Regions from separate parts of the Homo sapiens genome. Here region 1 is linked to region 2. The links are chromatin loops, found by intact Hi-C in ENCODE. Cell type or tissue: mammary epithelial cell. All regions are shown on one strand. Links, peaks and the distances in the headings refer to the core of each region. The heading gives the core; the rest is flanking DNA.

Region 1 (7,765 bases), core at 1,889-6,888, 440 kb after region 2:
TCCCAGCACTTTGGGAGGTCAAGGCGGGCAGATCACGAGGTCAGGAGATAGAGATCATCTTGGCCAACATGGTGAAACCCTGTCTCTACTAAAAAAATACAAAAAATCAGCTGGGCATGGTGGCACGTGCCTGTAGTCCCAGCTACTTGGGAGGCTGAGACAGGAGAATCACTTGAACCTGGAAGGCAGAGGTTGCAGTGAGCAGAGATCACACCACTGCACTCCAGCCTGGGCCACAGAGTGAGACTCCATCTCAAAAAAAAAAAAAGATTTAGTGGGAAAGAAAAAAAATTATCAGGCTGTTCTTTACTATTTATGTGTTTACATTGTGTTTTATAGTGTAATAAAGTAGAAGTTATACTACTATATGGTTTTCTTTGACTCTTGTTTCCTGTGGTTTTCACCAAAGATTTCATAGCACTGTCTCTGCCTCCAACCAATGGAAACATCTAAAATGTCAATATGATGGATTGTAGGTTTAGTAGTCTCTTTACTAAGGGATTTCCAGTATCCTGGTTTACCGCTGTCTACACTATTAATATTACTCTGACACTACAGTGACAATTTCATATGGTTCAACCTTATAGTAATGATGGCTCCTCATTGACTGTTACTTACAGTTAAAAAAAAAAACTATCGATTATGATCAGGACATTTTAGAAACTGCAAAAAGTAGAAAAAGAGAAAAAAATGCCCCAGAGTTCCAGCAAGAAAACATAAATGTTAATTATACTTGGGAGGTATTTTTTTTAACAGGTTCCTTTTTTTCTTTCTTTTTTTTTTTTTTATATTTATTTATTTATTTTTTTATTGATCATTCTTGGGTGTTTCTCGCAGAGGGGGATTTGGCAGGGTCACAGGACAATAGTGGAGGGAAGGTCAGCAGATAAACAAGTGAACAAAGGTCTCTGGTTTTCCTAGGCAGAGGACCCTGCGGCCTTCCGCATTGTTTGTGTCCCTGGGTACTTGAGATTAGGGAGTGGTGATGACTCTTAACGAGCATGCTGCCTTCAAGCGTCTGTTTAACAAAGCACATCTTGCACCGCCCTTAATCCATTTAACCCTGAGTGGACACAGCACATGTTGCAGAGAGCACAGGGTTGGGTTGGGGGTAAGGTCACAGATCAACAGGATCCCAAGGTAGAAGAATTTTTCTTCGTACAGAACAAAATGAAAAGTCTCCCATGTCTACCTCTTTCTACACAGACACGGCAACCATCCGATTTCTCCATCTTTTCCCCACCTTTCCCCCCTTTCTATTCCACAAAACTGCCATTGTCATCATGGCCCGTTCTCAATGAGCTGTTGGGTACACCTCCCAGACAGGGTGGTGGCCGGGCAGAGGGGCTCCTCACTTCCCAGTAGGGGTGGCCGGGCAGAGGCGCCCCTCACCTCCCGGACGGGGTGGCTGGCCGGGTGGGGGGCTGACCCCCCCACCTCCCTCCCGGACGGGGCGGCTGGCCGGGCCGGGGACTGACCCCCCCACCTCCCTCCCGGAGGGAGCGGCTGGCCAGGCAGAGGGGCTCCTCACTTCCCAGTAGAGGCGGCCGGGCAGAGGCTCCCCTCACCTCCCGGATGGGGCGGCTGGCCGGGCGGGGGGCTGACCCCCACCTCCCTCCCGGACGGGGCGGCTGGCCAGGCAGGGGGCTGACCCCCCCCCCCACCTCCCTCCCGGACGGGGCGGCTGGCCGGGCAGAGGGGCTCCTCACTTCCCAGTAGGGGCGGCCGGGCAGAGGCGCCCCTCACCTCCCAGACGGGGCGGCTGGCCAGGCGGGGGGCTGACCCCCCCACCTCCCTCCCGGACGGGGCGGCTGGCCAGGCGGGGGGCTGACCCCCCCACCTCTCTCCTGGATGGGGCGGCTGGCCGGGCAGAGGGGCTCCTCACCTCTCAGACAGGGCGGTTGCCAGGCAGAGGGTCTCCTCACTTCTCAGACGGGGCGGCCGGGCAGAGACGCTCCTCACATCCCGGACGAGGCGACAGGGCAGAGGCGCTCCCCACATCTCAGACGATGGGCGGCCGGGGAGAGACGCTCCTCACTTCCTAGATGGGGTGGCGGCCGGGAAGAGGCGCTCCTCACTTCCTAGATGGGATGGCGGCCGGGCAGAGATGCTCCTCACTTTCCAGACTGGGCAGCCAGGCAGAGGGGCTCCTCACATCCCAGACGATGGGCGGCCAGGCAGAGACGCTCCTCACTTCCCAGACGGGGTGGCGGCCGGGCAGAGGCTGCAATCTCGCCACTTTGGGAGGCCAAGGCAGGCTGCTGGGAGGTGGATGTTGTAGCGAGCCGAGATCACGCCACTGCACTCCAGCCTGGGCACCATTGAGCACTGAGTGAAGGAGACTCCGTCTGCAATCCCGGCACCTCGGGAGGCCGAGGCTGGCGGATCACTCGCGGTTAGGAGCTGGAGACCAGCCTGGCCAACACAGCGAAACCCCGTCTCCACCCAAAAAATACGAAAACCAGTCAGGCGTGGCGGCGCGGGCCTACAATCGCAGGCACTCGGCAGGCTGAGGCAGGAGAATCAGGCAGGGAGGTTGCAGTGAGCCGACATGGCAGCAGTACAGTCCAGCTTCGGCTCGGTATCAGAGGGAGACCGTGGAAAGAGGGGAGAGGGAGAGGGGGAGGGGGAGGGGGAGGGGGTTCCTTTTTTTCTGTGCATACCTCCTCCCTTTTTTGAAAAACATTTTGTGATTTTACTGTGAATAATTAAAATAAAAGGAAATGTGGGGAATGCTAAGACACAAAACACTAAAGAAAAAAAATGACTTATAATCTTACCACTTTGATAACATTTTGATGTCTTTTTTTTTCTTATAAAAACTGGGACCATTTAAGCTCTAAATACTGCTTTGTATGTGTTTTTTTTTCACTTAACATTTTTCATTCACAATTGAGATCATTTTGGACAAAGTGGGTGATGACAAATCTGATCCCTTCATACAAAGTGTTTCTATTGTTTTAAGAGTGCAAAGGAAGTTTAGGATTTCTGAGAAGTAACCAACTGTTTCATCAGTGTTATATGTAGATCAGGGTAGCATTTTAATTTTGTATCTTACAAATGGCAGCAGAATTACTTTTTAACAATTAGCACTTGGTTAAAAAAAAAGATAAATTGACTTGGAAAGAACGTAACTTTTAAATGTACCTTCTCTTCCTAATAACTGACTCACTAGGAAATGCCATTCTGTCATTGTAGATTTATTGCTGTGTTACAGGGATAATGATTATCTGTAGGTTTTCTACCTTCTCTAACTCTACTACGTGAACCCTGTAGTATCTATAATAGAGATGAGCTATGGAGAATCCCATTCCATGGACTTTTACTGAATGTTGAAACTGTGAGCCCTCACATTTCAGCAGTAATGGAGCAGAGTGTGGAGTTCTGGAGCCAGGCTGCCTGGATTAAAGTCACCTTTGATACTTGCTACCTGTGTGACCTGGCATAGGTTACTTAACCTCTCTGTTCTGTAGTTTTACATCTTTAAATGGGGCTGGAAATAATAGAAGCTACCCCATAGAGTTATTGTAAGGATGAAATGAGTTAATATCTGAAAAATGCTTGAAATAGTAACTGTACACATTATACATCAATATGTGACTATTATTAATAGTATTTTTTTCTGTGTGTCTCACTGGTTGCTACTGGTTTTCAGAGTTCTTGTTTGGGTTTCATGCTAGTGACATTCATTTCTCTTCTTTAACATTGACTTCCCTACGTCTAGGGTTTTCCTGGTTACTTCTGTTCAATCTTTCCTTCGTTTGCCTTTTCTGAAGTGACCTTTATTTTCTTTCCTACTCCCTCCTTTACTTTGCCCTTTCTCTAACAGCAGTAGCGGGGACTTCACACCAGGGGACTTCAGCCGGGACAGATCCTTGGAGCTCAACATTTACTCACCTTCCTTTTCCAGTTCCTATGTTCTCAGAAGCCAGCCCACGTGCCTGTCTTGCAGGAACATTGCCCGACCTAACCTGTGACTAATTGGAAAACCCTTCGTTTAGGACTTTTGTAGTTCTCTGTTTAGTCATTATCTGCTTCCTGTTCCTGGAAGGAAGAGAAACACTGGCTTGCATGTGGGGATGTGGGTGCCTGCCTGGCCTTGTGGTACCACCTGAGCAGTGCTGTGTGGTCGCTGCTCACTCACCCCCAGGGCTTATCTTTTCTGCACCCCACATTTAACACTGCCCCTTCCAGCCCAGCTCATGTGATTCCTTGTCCTTTTCTGGATGTTTGATTTTATATCCCCAGCTGAGCTGTGAGCTTGGTGAGGATAGCAACTGCTTTGCTCTTATTACCACAGATAATAATAATCACAGCAATAATGGCTAGCATTTATCAAGTCTTAACTTGGATAAACCCTAGTAATCTCATATAAGGCTTAGAAACTATTATTATTTTATGGATGAGGAAACTGAGGCACAGAGATGCTAATTGACCTTGCCTGGGGCTTCACAGCTAGGAAACAAATTGAACACAGTGCAGCCAAGAAAAAAGCCAGTTTCTGCTTTTGCTTCCATGCTTCATAGGGAGTAGTCTTGCTTCAGAGTTGGCCCTGCGTGCAACAGACCTTGGTTCAAATGTTGGCCCAGCCATTTCCCAGATGAGTGACTTCAGCTTCAATACTTTGTTCTTGATCATCTCCATTTCTAAGATGGGTTTAATATTAACACCTATCTCAGAGTTGTAGAGATAAGAAATGATAATGTAAGTAAAAATTCCAGTAAAGGTTAGTGGCTGTTAGCAGTTGGTGGTAAAGTAGTTGAGCATCCTAGAGGCCCTGGATCTGGAAATCATAAACCCCCAACACTCCACAGGGGCATCAGTCACCATCTCTCTTTCTCCCTCTGCCTGGTCGGGTGCTGGGCCAGTCTTCCTTTCTGACGCCCTTGCTTCCCTCCAGCCAGCTCAGCACCACCCATTTTTTCCCCATGTGATTAGTTTATGTCCTATTCTGCAGGGTAGAAATGACTTGGCTGGACTTCTAACCCTGACAGGTGCCAGTTGTGCCCAGAAACCAGGGATCTAGCTCCCCAAGGACTGGTTTCCTGCACCAGCTCTCTGTAAGCTTCAGGGAATTCACTGATTTCCTAAAGGAGCACCCCTTTGACCCCATTTCTTCCCGTTGCTACTGGAGACAGGCTGAGATGGCGTGTTTCCTCCTATTTGATGGTTTTTTTCTGGCCCTTGCTACTTAGACTTCCTCCCATAGTTTAAATAATTTCTAACCTAGTTCTTGGTTGGCCTCTTGCAAGGAATATACATGAACAGTTCTGTTAGGACTCGCAGCCACGTGGAAATTGGGCAGTAGCCTTTGGTGAGGTTGTGTAAGCTCGGATTTAGCGTCCCCTTATGGATCTGGCAGTTGGGGATGAATTGGAGTCCTGTGAAAATCCAGTTGAGAGCTAGTTCCCCAAGCTGGGTTTAGGAATGTGCTGCTATTTATAGCCTTTCTTTTGGATCTTTGCAAACTGGAAACTTCTGTTGATTTCGATGAACCCAGGAGCATGCTGGTATATTTACATCCTTCAGAAAGGACTTACCCAACAAGGGGGTGAAGCAGTGGGGTGTATCAGTTGTCCAGCTCTGAAAAGAATCTACTTATTTATGTTTGTAAAAACTGTTGGCATTTGGCAAATGGGGTGTAAGTACACTGGATATTCTGTTCTACCAAATAGGATCTTAACAAAACTGCTTATAAAGTTACTGTGAACTTGGGGACTTGATTGATTACCCAGGAGCCCTTCTGCAATGAGAGAATTTGCTTTCACATATAACATTGCTGCAGCAGATGTTTCAGGCACTCCTACTGTGTTGCAGGAACTGTGTTAGGGATTAGAGGTACAAACCTTCACTTCCCCACCTCCACTTAGGGAAAGAGGTGTTTGACTTCAGTCAGGGTTTTCCGGCGAGTTCTGTGTCCTGCTGGGATTCCTGCCTTTGACCGTGGTATGTCTGAGTGGTGCGCTGTTGTAGTGAGGTGGGTGGGGAAAATGTCCTCCTAAGCTTTGGTTCTTCTGCTTGGCTCATTTCTCTGCCTCGACCCAGTGATATCATGTAGGCCACTGATTTATTTACAGAATGATGATATTACCTAACTTCTTGGGATTAGGGATTTCAAATAAAAGAATGAATGTGAAAGTGCATTGAAAAGTGTGTTATTTGGGTGGGAACTTTTATATCTTGTACTGTGTGTCCCTATCTCATGTGTATGATTGAAAATTTTCTTTATTCCTCTCCTTTCTTTTTAAATATTTTTTCTGAAAGATTTTTAGATGCCATGTAATTAACATTGCTAGTACAAATTATGTTTGTGGCAACCACTGAATAACAGTTTTTGAGCAATAATGTGAACACATGCATCTGTGAATAAGGTGCTTTTCAATAGCTAGAGAAAGGTCTTTTACTTTTACCTTTATGATAGTTATAGAGGGAGATGAAGTAGTTATACATGAGTGATTTTTTTTTTTTTTTGAGATGGAGTCTCACTCTGTCACAGTGATGGGATCTCAGCTCACTGCAAGCCCTGCCTCCCAGGTTCAACCCGGGTTCAAGCAATTCTCCTGCCCCAGCCTCCCAAGCAGCTGGGACTACAGGCACGTGCCACCATGCCCAGCTAATTTTTGTATTTTTAGTAGAGACGGGGTTTCACCATGTTGGCCAGGATGGTCTTGATCTCTTGACCTTGTGATCCACCTGCCTCGGCCTCCCAAAGTGCTGGGATTACAGGCATGAGCCACTGCGCCCGGTCGATCTTTTGTTTTTTGCAGTTAAAATTAATATTGGGAAATTTTGTGCTATGAAGGTTTTTAAAAAATGAAGCCACTACAAATTTCATTCACCTACAGCTGACTTCAGTCTTTTTTTTATGAAGATGATTTTTACACCAGAAGAAGATATGTGCAAGTTCCAGTGTTAATCGTATATCATAGGGTCATTGGAGAGAGGCAGCTTCTTAGTGTTTAAGGGCCTTGGGTGGGTGAATGTTGACCTGTATGCAGCCCAGCTGTGTGGTTCATTGGTGACAGTTTAACAAAGCCACCTAAATGCATGTGTCACTAGATAAAACCCAAGGCCACCGCCACTTACAGACACTGTTAAGCAACATGGCTAAGAGTGTGGGCCCCGGGATTCCATTGTCTGGGTTGGATCCTGTCCTCCTACACACCGAGGCTTGTTATTGAACCCGTGTGCCTCATTTTCCTCATCTGCGAATGGGGGTAATGAGAGATGCTTCCTTACAGATGCTGCGAGGGAAGAATGAGATTGCCCAGGAAGCATCCAGAACACTGCCTGACACCACTAACACCCCGTGTGAATGCTGCGATTGACAATTAAAGTAGCAACTCATTCTTTATGACGTACCACCTTTCAGAAATAATCTGAAGCAAATATTAGATTTCTGAAGCCCTGTTGCTTTAAGGTCACTTCAAACAAATGACTTCTTCAGAATTCCATTTCTTTCTTGAGTGGACATAATGTGTAATTTTAAAGGTTCGCAAGAGCCATTAGTCAGAGGCTCTCTCCATTCCTGTTGTGCAGCCACCCAGCCCCTTCCCAGGAGACAGACGGTGCTATCAGTAAATAAAGACTTTGGAAAAGTCCCCAAATGGACAGCACCAAAAATAGCAAAAGGAGGAGGGGCAGCGAAAGAGGGAGGGAGGGGCTGGAGAACAGGAAAAGAAGATGGGGAGAGAGTCAGCAGGGAGCCCTCCCAGTCCTTGAGCCCCACGGGTATTGCTTTTCCTCACGCCCCTCTCTGAGGACC
Region 2 (8,412 bases), core at 1,444-6,443:
CCCATTACTGAGTATATACTCAAAACAAAATAAATCATCCTACCAAAAAGACACATGTACTCACACGTTCATCACAGCACTATTCACAATTGCAAAGACATGGAACCAACCCAGGTGCCCAGTAACAGTGAACCGGATAAAGAAAATGTGATATATGGACACCATGCAATACTCTGCAGCCATAGAAAGGGACAAAATCATGTCCTTTGCAGCAACATGGATGCAGCTGCAGGTCATTACCCTAAGCAAACTAATTCAGAAACAGAAACCAAGCATCACATGTTCTCACTTAGAAATGAGAGCTGAACACTGGGTACACATGGACATAAAGATGAGAACAGACACCAGGGACTCCTGGGGGGTGGAGAGGGAGGGAGGAAGGCAAGGGTTGAAAAACTACCTATTGGGTACCATGCTTGGTTCCTGGGTGACAAGTTCAATCACACTCCAATCCTCAGCATCACACAATACACCTTTGTAAGAAACCTGCATACGCAATCCTGGAATCTAAAATAAAAGTTGAAAAAAAAGTGCAGCTTCCGAAGTCACACTGATTAGCGGCAAATCGGCTGTGTCACTTTCAGCAAGTTACGTAACCTGTCTGTTTCTATTTTCTCAACTCTAAAGAGAAACAGAACAACATCTACCTGATCATGTTGTAAGGATTAAAGAAAGGAGTTTAAGTCCCTTTGCACAACATTTGGCCCAAGGTGAAGTTAGGCAGCAGCAGTGATGATAATAAGCAGATAACGGTGATGATGAGAAATGTGATACGCACCATGGGGAGAGTGTGGGGTGCTACAGGGGGCTTAGCAAGACACCTCATCCAGTCTTGAGGTGGGAGAGGAGACCACAGTCAGGGAAAGTTTCTCAGAGATGATGTTCAAGCTAAAGAATAACCTTAAGTGGGGCCGGGTGTGGTGGCTCACGCCTGTAATCCCAGCACTTTGAGAGGCCAAGGCGGGAGGATCACGAGGTCAGGAGATTGAGACCATCCTGGCTAACACGGTGAAACCCCGTCTCTACTAAAAATACAAAAAATTAGCTAGGCATGGTGGCGGGCACCTGTAGTCCCAGCTACTTGGGAGACTGAGGCAGGAGAATGCTGTGAACCCAGGAGACGGAGCTTGCAGTGAGCTGAGATCACACCACTGCACTCTAGCCTGGGCGACAGAGCGAGACACCGTCTCAAAAAAAAAAATTAAAAAAAAAAATAACCTTAAGGGTTATGAAATTAACCTTTAAGGCTAGCTACGTGGCTTGAGAGGAAAGGACTTCATACTGCCTGATGCGGCTCACACTGCATCCTCTGTCGTGGCTGCAGGAACAATCAGAGAACCGGGCCACCGCAGGGCCCCAAAGCACTGTGTGTTCTGTGGAGCCTTCAGCAGCAGCAGCTGCAACCAGAACAGGTATTCTGGAAGCAGGGCCACATGCTCTAAAAGCAGCAGGGCCCATCTCCTACCACATCGAGCCAGCTCACCACCAGTAGAGACAGCAGCTTGGGTGATAGGCGGCAGGCAAACGGGAGTGCATTGCCACCTGGCCCTGTGCATGGCCACTGACAAGTCAGGAGGGCCCTCTGTGCATCATAATCACACCCCAGTTCAACAAGTCCTTCACAGTGGCAACTGCAAATCTATCCAATACAGTCATCCCTTGGCATCCTCGGGGGATAGGTTGCAGGAGTCCCCACAGACACCAAAATCCACGGTGCTCAAGGCCCTTCTATAAGATGGTGCTATGTTTGCACATAACCTACACACATCCTCCCATACACTTTTTTTTTTTTTTTTTTTTTTTTGAGACAGAGTCTCATTCTGTCACCCAGGCTGGAGCGTAGTGGCATGATCTTGGCTCACTGCAAGCTCCGCCTCCTGGGTTCACGCCATTCTCCTGCCTCGGCCTCCTGCGTAGCTGGGACTATAGGCGCCCACCACCATGCCTGGCTAATTTTTTTGTATTTTTAGTAGAGACAGGGTTTCACCGTGTCAGCCAGGATGGTCTCGATCTCCTGACTTCATGATCCACCAGCCTTGGCCTCCCAAAGTGCTGAGATTACAGGCGTGAGCCACTGTGCCCGGCCACATCCTCCCACACACCTTAAATCATCTCTAGATTACCTATAACACCTAATACAATGTAAATTCTACATAGATAGTTACTATATTTTAAAATCTATATTATTGTTTAGTTTTCATTGATTTTTCTTCCCAAATACTTTCCATCTGAGGTTGGTTGAGTCCCCAAATTCAGAACCCATAGATATGGAGGGCTGACTGTATATTGTTCCCATCTTCTTATTTTAAAAACTATTCAAGAGACAAGGTGCCACCCAGTTTCCAAAATAAAATCATTCAAGGCACACACACAAACTGCTTTCTACAATTTTTCTGATGAATTCTGTTTGTGAGCAGTAAAAATGAGGGAGTGGCTCCTGTAATTAAACCAAGCCTCGGTTCTGAACATCTATACGTTTTCCAGGATGTTCCTTCGGTTGACTGTAAAAACCTCCTATCAATATTTGAGTTACTGGACTGAACCACAATTATGACTGCAGCCTTAATGAACACCCTCCCTCCATGCCAAGCAAAGTTAACAAGCTCCCCAGTGAAAATACAGAGATTTTTATATGCTTGAAGATGACATTTGTGATTACCCTAGGGCTTTTTAAATTAAAAGTCTCAGTAGTAAATTTTGATTGCTAAACCTAAAGGCAGGTCAATACATAACTTGGACAGTCTCTTCAGATTTTTCATGTGAGTGAAACTTCCATTGTCATCTCCAATCGATGGCACAGACTTACCAAGGTCAATAAGAATCGCATGCTGCTGGGAAGTCAGCTGCTTTAAGAGTTCTTTGTATGGCACATCCTTTGGCTGCTGTTTGCTGGGAAACTGGTGTTTAAGGTGGAATTGCTCAGCTAGAAATTTCCAGATTTCACCTCGGTGATGACGTGGCACACCTTTAAAAGGGAGAGAAGACATGGAAATAATTTATGCACAGAATACAACTTAATAATAAAAATGAATTGTGTTTCATGTTCCATTTATCCAAATTCTTGTTCCTTTTTTTTTTTTTTTGAGACAGAGTCTGGCTTTGTCACCCGAGCTGCAGTGCAGAGGCACAATCACATCTCACTGCAGCCTCAACCTTGTGGGCTCCAATGATCCTCCCACCTCGGCCTCCCAAGTAGCTGAAATTATAGGTGCCCACCACCATGCCTGGCTAATTTTTTTTTTATTTTTGTAGAGACAGGGTCTCACTATGCTGTCCAGGCTTGTCTCAAACTCCTGGGCTCAAGCGATACTCCTGCCTCAGCCTCCAAAGTCCTGGGATTACAGGGATGAGCCATCATGCCTGGCCACTGGTTCCATTATTAATTAACAGCATAAGAACAGAAGGGAGGCAACTAAAACCTTGCCCTATTTGCTTCTTCCCCTACTTCCACCCCCTATTCTCCCCTCACTTCCCTGGCCCCTTCCTCCCTTCTTCTCACTTCTCAAATGTGTTATCATGTTCTGACCCTGTCAGACTCTGCAAGGAATAAAGAATACGACCTGAGCTCCAACCTGGTGCCAATTAACAACATTCTAGGGAAATAAAGCCAAGTATGAAAAATTGTCATGTAAGATGTGATCTCAGAAAGCAGAGAGAATCAAAAGGAAGTAGAGCTCAGATGAAAGAGAAGCTGGCTCATTTCTTTTTATTATTATTATTATTATACTTTAAATTTTAGGGTACATGTGCACAACGTGCAGGTTTGTTACATATGTATAAGTGTGCCATGTTGGTGTGCTGCACCCATTAACTCGTCATTTAACATTAGGTATATCTCCTAATGCTATCCCTCCCCCCTCCCCCCACCCCACGATAGGCCCCAGTGTTTGATGTTCCCCTTCCTGTGTCCAAGTGTTCTCATTGTTCAATTCCCACCTATGAGTGAGAACATGCGATGTTTGGTTTTCTGTCCTTGCGACAGTTTGCTCATTTCTAACTGAGCAATCAAGGTTCCACAGAATCCTTCATTTGAGTCGAGCCTTAAGGATGAGGGAAAAGGAAGAGAAAAGTACAAGAGAGAGGGAACCGAGAGTGATTCAGTTTGCCTCAGGCACAAGGGTGCATGTGGAAGAGAGCAGCTGGCAAGAAGGCTGGAAGGGTTATTGTGAGAGGCAAAATTGACGGCAAGAAACCTGCCCCACGTTTGGTAGCTCCAGGGAATCATGCATGTTTCTGAGCTGAGGTGGAGTAAGCTAATCATAGCTGAGATTCTGGAATTCTGATGAGGCTTCTTTCTGCAAGATAAGCTGCAAGAAGAGCCCAGAGGCTGGGTAGGAACTGACTGCACAGACATTGCCATGTGAGCATCCAACAAAGCTCTAAAAACAGAAAATGTCCAAGAGCCTCTAACTAATGCTTTGCATGTGATTAATTTGAATACTCACAGTGATTAAAAATGTCTAAAACTTAAGAAAATTCTCTTAAAGTCAAGGATGTTATTTAGGGCAAACCTAATTTTAAAAGGTGACAGTTTTGAACCAAAATTCTTTAGCTCATTACTCAGCTATTACAAGGCCAAAAAGGTGGAAAGGGGGAGAGCAAGAAGACTGAAGAATAAGATGCCAAGTCTTTCTTGTCTTTTGGGAGAAAGGAAGCCTCCAAGTTAGGCATTGATCTTTCTTTCCATCCGGGAAAAAAAGTGGCCGCTTTGTACCCTGCCCTGCCACTCAGACAGCCTGTCCAGAAGGATGGTTTCTCTGGTTTCTGTCTCTGGCCACCTTTGGGAAAAGTTTCTGCTCTGGCAGGTAGCAGCAGCAGATAGCACTGATTGCGAGGCCACTATGCACCATCGCCATTCCATGCACGTTATGTGTATTGGCCCATACCATACTCATAACCCTCTAAGGGAAACATGATTATCCTCATGGTAAAGAAAAGAGAGGCAGTGAGAACAGGTCCCTTGCCCTAGGTCATTAGGCCGGTGAGTGACAGCCCAGGGATGCTGACTGCCATTTTCTCTTGGTGTCCTCCATGTCAGAAATGTCAAACAAGGCTGCTACTCAAATGGGGACTAGAGAAAAAATATTTTGTGTTCCTATCTTGCAATTAATGATAAAATAACCATCTGTGGATTTGAACCAAATAGTAATCATTTTATTAACAGATTCAAAAGTCTCACTGGGCCACCTCTTGGAAATACTTACTGTGTAGTAAGTACTTTCTTCTTTCCCTTTCACGTATCATTTTTTTTAAGTTGGCCTGTAGAAGAAATACAGGGCCCCTGTAAACCATGACCACATCCTATACCTTCTGTAATTTTATCTCAGCATTAATATAATGACCCTGTAGAGTGAGTTGAATGGTGTCCCCTCAAAAGAGATGTGTTCACTTCCTAATCCCTGGAGCTTGTGAATGTTACCTTCTTTGCAGATATAATTAAGTAAGGACTTTGGGAGGAGGAGAGCATCCTGGATTATCCAGATGGGCCCTATATCCAGTGACAAGCATTCTTATAATAGACATACAGAGGAGGAGATGAGAAGGGGAATCAATGTGACCAAGGAGGCAGAGGCTGGAGTGCCGTGACCACAAGTCTAGGAAGCTGACAGACACCAGAAGCTGGAAGAGGCCAAGTACAGACAAGCTAACGGCATGGTTTTGGAGCTATGGCCTCCAGAACACTGAGAGAAGAATTTCTGTTGCTTTAGTCACTATTTTTGTAGTAACTTGTTATGGTAGCAACAGGAAGCAAATATACCCTGATCTCTGCTTTCTACTATTATTCTATTTCTTGTCTCCCTCTGCTATTCCAGCTCATAGATATATCCTGGGTACATACACACACACGCACACCCTCCCCACAAATACTTCAAATGCTGATGAGAAGTAAATGTGGGCTAGAAAACAGTCAGCATGATAAGTGATTTATAGTGGGGCTTTTTTTCACAAAATACTTTTTCTCAAACTGGGAAATTTTCCCAAGTTATGAAATGTCCAATTTCCTATTACTAAATCATTCCCATTGTCTTATCAGACCTTTATTTTTTGAAAGAAAAGAATATTGGCTGTGTCACTGGACAGTACCAGATATTGTGGTATTCAGGAGTAAGCTTAGATTCTGTGATTTAAAGCACAGGATCATGCAGGTTGGACCCAATGTTTTTGCTAAGAATGGCCTGGAATGCCCTTCCCCACCATGGTGCTGCCTTCACTCCTAACCCAAGAGAAACCTGGCAGTGGAGCCCACCTACGGCTTGCAGGCAGGGTCTGGGAGGGCAGGAGGCCATTCCTCCATCCCCCATGTAAATAGCTTCTTACTCACTTAAAAAATAATATACACTCACTGTTTAAAAGTGGTGCAAAAAAACCTCTGAAATGCAAGAGGTATAAAGAAGAAAGTGAAAAACCACCCATAACTAGAATAAGCATATATTTACCATCCAAAGCAGGAAGCTTTTGACAGTGAAGAGGAGGAAGGCTATTAATAATTTTGCCAGGACAGGAGTCATAAACCAGGGCTATGCCAGGTTGGGCCCTATGGTCATCCTGTCTATAACCTGGACATCTGCATCGTGGGTGTTTTTCCATGTATACGCACATGGAAATATCAACAGTACAGGAGACCATGCTGTACTCTTTTCATTTAACAACTTAGACATCTTTTACGTCAGTAAATACAGATCTACTTATGGTGTCATTTTCAAGGAATATGACATGGGATAGTCACATGTTGGGTTTTTTGTTTTGTTTTGACTATTAAACAATGTCACAATAAGCATTCTTACTGCAGTACATTTTTGGCTGATTAGTTTCTAGAGTAAGTTTTTATAAATGGCATTGCCGGGTCAAAGGCAAGCAGAGTTTGCATCTGGCCCCTACTGTCAGCAGCCCAGGCAGCCCCTCTGCAATCCCATTCCTAAAAAAGACATTCCAGCTTATAAGGTTCTATCTAGATATCTTTAGAGAAATCATTTTGATGTGTACTAAACTGAATTATCTATAATGTCATAGGATTATGTTATCTTCTCCTAAATTGATACCCTAATCCTGGCCCCTCATCTAATTTTAACTGGGAAAATTTTATAAATTCCTTTATTTCCATCACTTCAGGGTCTTTTATGTCACTATGAGGAAGGGCCTCTTAATCCACACAACTGTCCTCTCTTACAAGGTCTCTGAGGTGAGTTGGCCTCTACTTCAAAGGTCAAAGATATGATTCAAATTTAGGCTCAAATTTTTTGATTCACATTTTTATTCTGAACCACAAAATAGACCGCCCTCATTTGTTTGGAGTTGTTAAATCTTAATGTGTTAAAACCACCTGACTGACAAAGCCCCCTTTATGGTTAGAGCTTCTGCAGTAAAAAGTGATGTGGCAAAGTCAGGCAACACATAAGGAAATTCCAGGTCAGCCTTAGCTCACTCCAGTATACAGAATGCTCAATCATCTGTGCCCAACTTTCACTACCCAGGGTCCAGATTCCTAGAGTATTTCTATTAGCCCCCACAAAATATGCCCAGTGAAAAACAAATATCCAGGTGCCAGGCTTCTAAGAAGCTCAAATATTTGGAATAGCTGTCACAGACCCATGCAATTTGCCTTTCGCAGAAGCAAAGACACCTGAAGGTGATCATCTAGGCAACTGTGAATGGGGGAAGAACAGACTCATTCTTTTCTCTGCTTTCTCCCTTTTCAAAACAGCAATTTGGGGTCATTTGGTGTAAAGGTAAACCTCAAGAAAAAGTACAGGTGCAAGGAATATTAGAACTCCAAGACAGCTCCAAGATCCTCTGCTCAGTGCAAGTCTCTCCTTCTATCAGTAAGGGGGCAAGAGCCCAGAAAGAGGGTACCTGCTAAAGTCACACTGAAAGCTGGTGTCCATCCAGAACTTCGGTCTTCACCACTGCATACGTGTTCTGAGATAAGCACCTGGAGATCCTGTTCAACAGGAGGCAGTGCAGTACGGTGGTGTGAACCCAGCTCTGTGGCCCTAAGCCACTATTCAACTGCTCTAAGCCCAAGTTTCCTTATCCATAGAAAGGGAAAATGCGTAACAAACAATAACTTCCCATGATTACTAAAATTGATGTCAAAATTCAGAAAAGGTTAAAAATGCCTAAAAAACTATAGTAAAAAACACTGCTTTGTTCCATTTATGCTCCTAGAGATGAAAAATGCATATGCAGGCCGGGTGCAGTGGCTCACATCTGTAATCCCAGCACTTTGGGAGGCCGAGGCAGGCAGATCACCTGAGGTCCAGAGTTCAAGACCAGCCTTGCCAACACAGTGAAAACCCGTCTCTAGTAAAAACACAAAAAATTGGCCGGGCACGGTGGCTCACACCTGTAATCCCAGCACTTTGGGAGGCCAAGGTGGGTGGATCATGAGGTCAGGAGATCGAGACCATCCTG

The links. Hi-C counts contacts between places; a loop is a spot of excess contacts. Peaks named below come from ENCODE experiments on the same cell type or tissue, not always from the same donor. Only the 100,000 strongest peaks of a DNase experiment are listed, where the experiment ranks them.
Region 1: a loop joins it to region 2, with 33 times the contacts of the local background. A loop is called at or near these places in 1 of 110 quality-filtered maps.

The regions. Positions count from the first base shown.
Region 1 is chr4:37,663,079-37,670,843 of GRCh38, reverse strand. All of the region lies in intron 1 of RELL1 (RELT like 1), which reads left to right. Among named protein-coding and RNA genes, the nearest start is that of RELL1, 19 kb to the left of the region's middle. RefSeq lists enhancers at 3,736-4,293, 3,576-4,775 and a silencer at 6,943-7,237. In mammary epithelial cell, for the core only: no CTCF peak of the experiment used is centred there; a DNase peak (open chromatin) is centred at 3,973; H3K27ac peaks cover 1,428 bases.
Region 2 is chr4:38,097,552-38,105,963 of GRCh38, reverse strand. TBC1D1 (TBC1 domain family member 1) reads right to left here. Exons shown (of 22, transcript NM_001396959.1): 17 at 2,807-2,965. Among named protein-coding and RNA genes, the nearest start is that of PTTG2, 140 kb to the right of the region's middle. In mammary epithelial cell, for the core only: no CTCF peak of the experiment used is centred there; DNase peaks (open chromatin) are centred at 4,153 and 5,773; H3K27ac peaks cover 3,018 bases.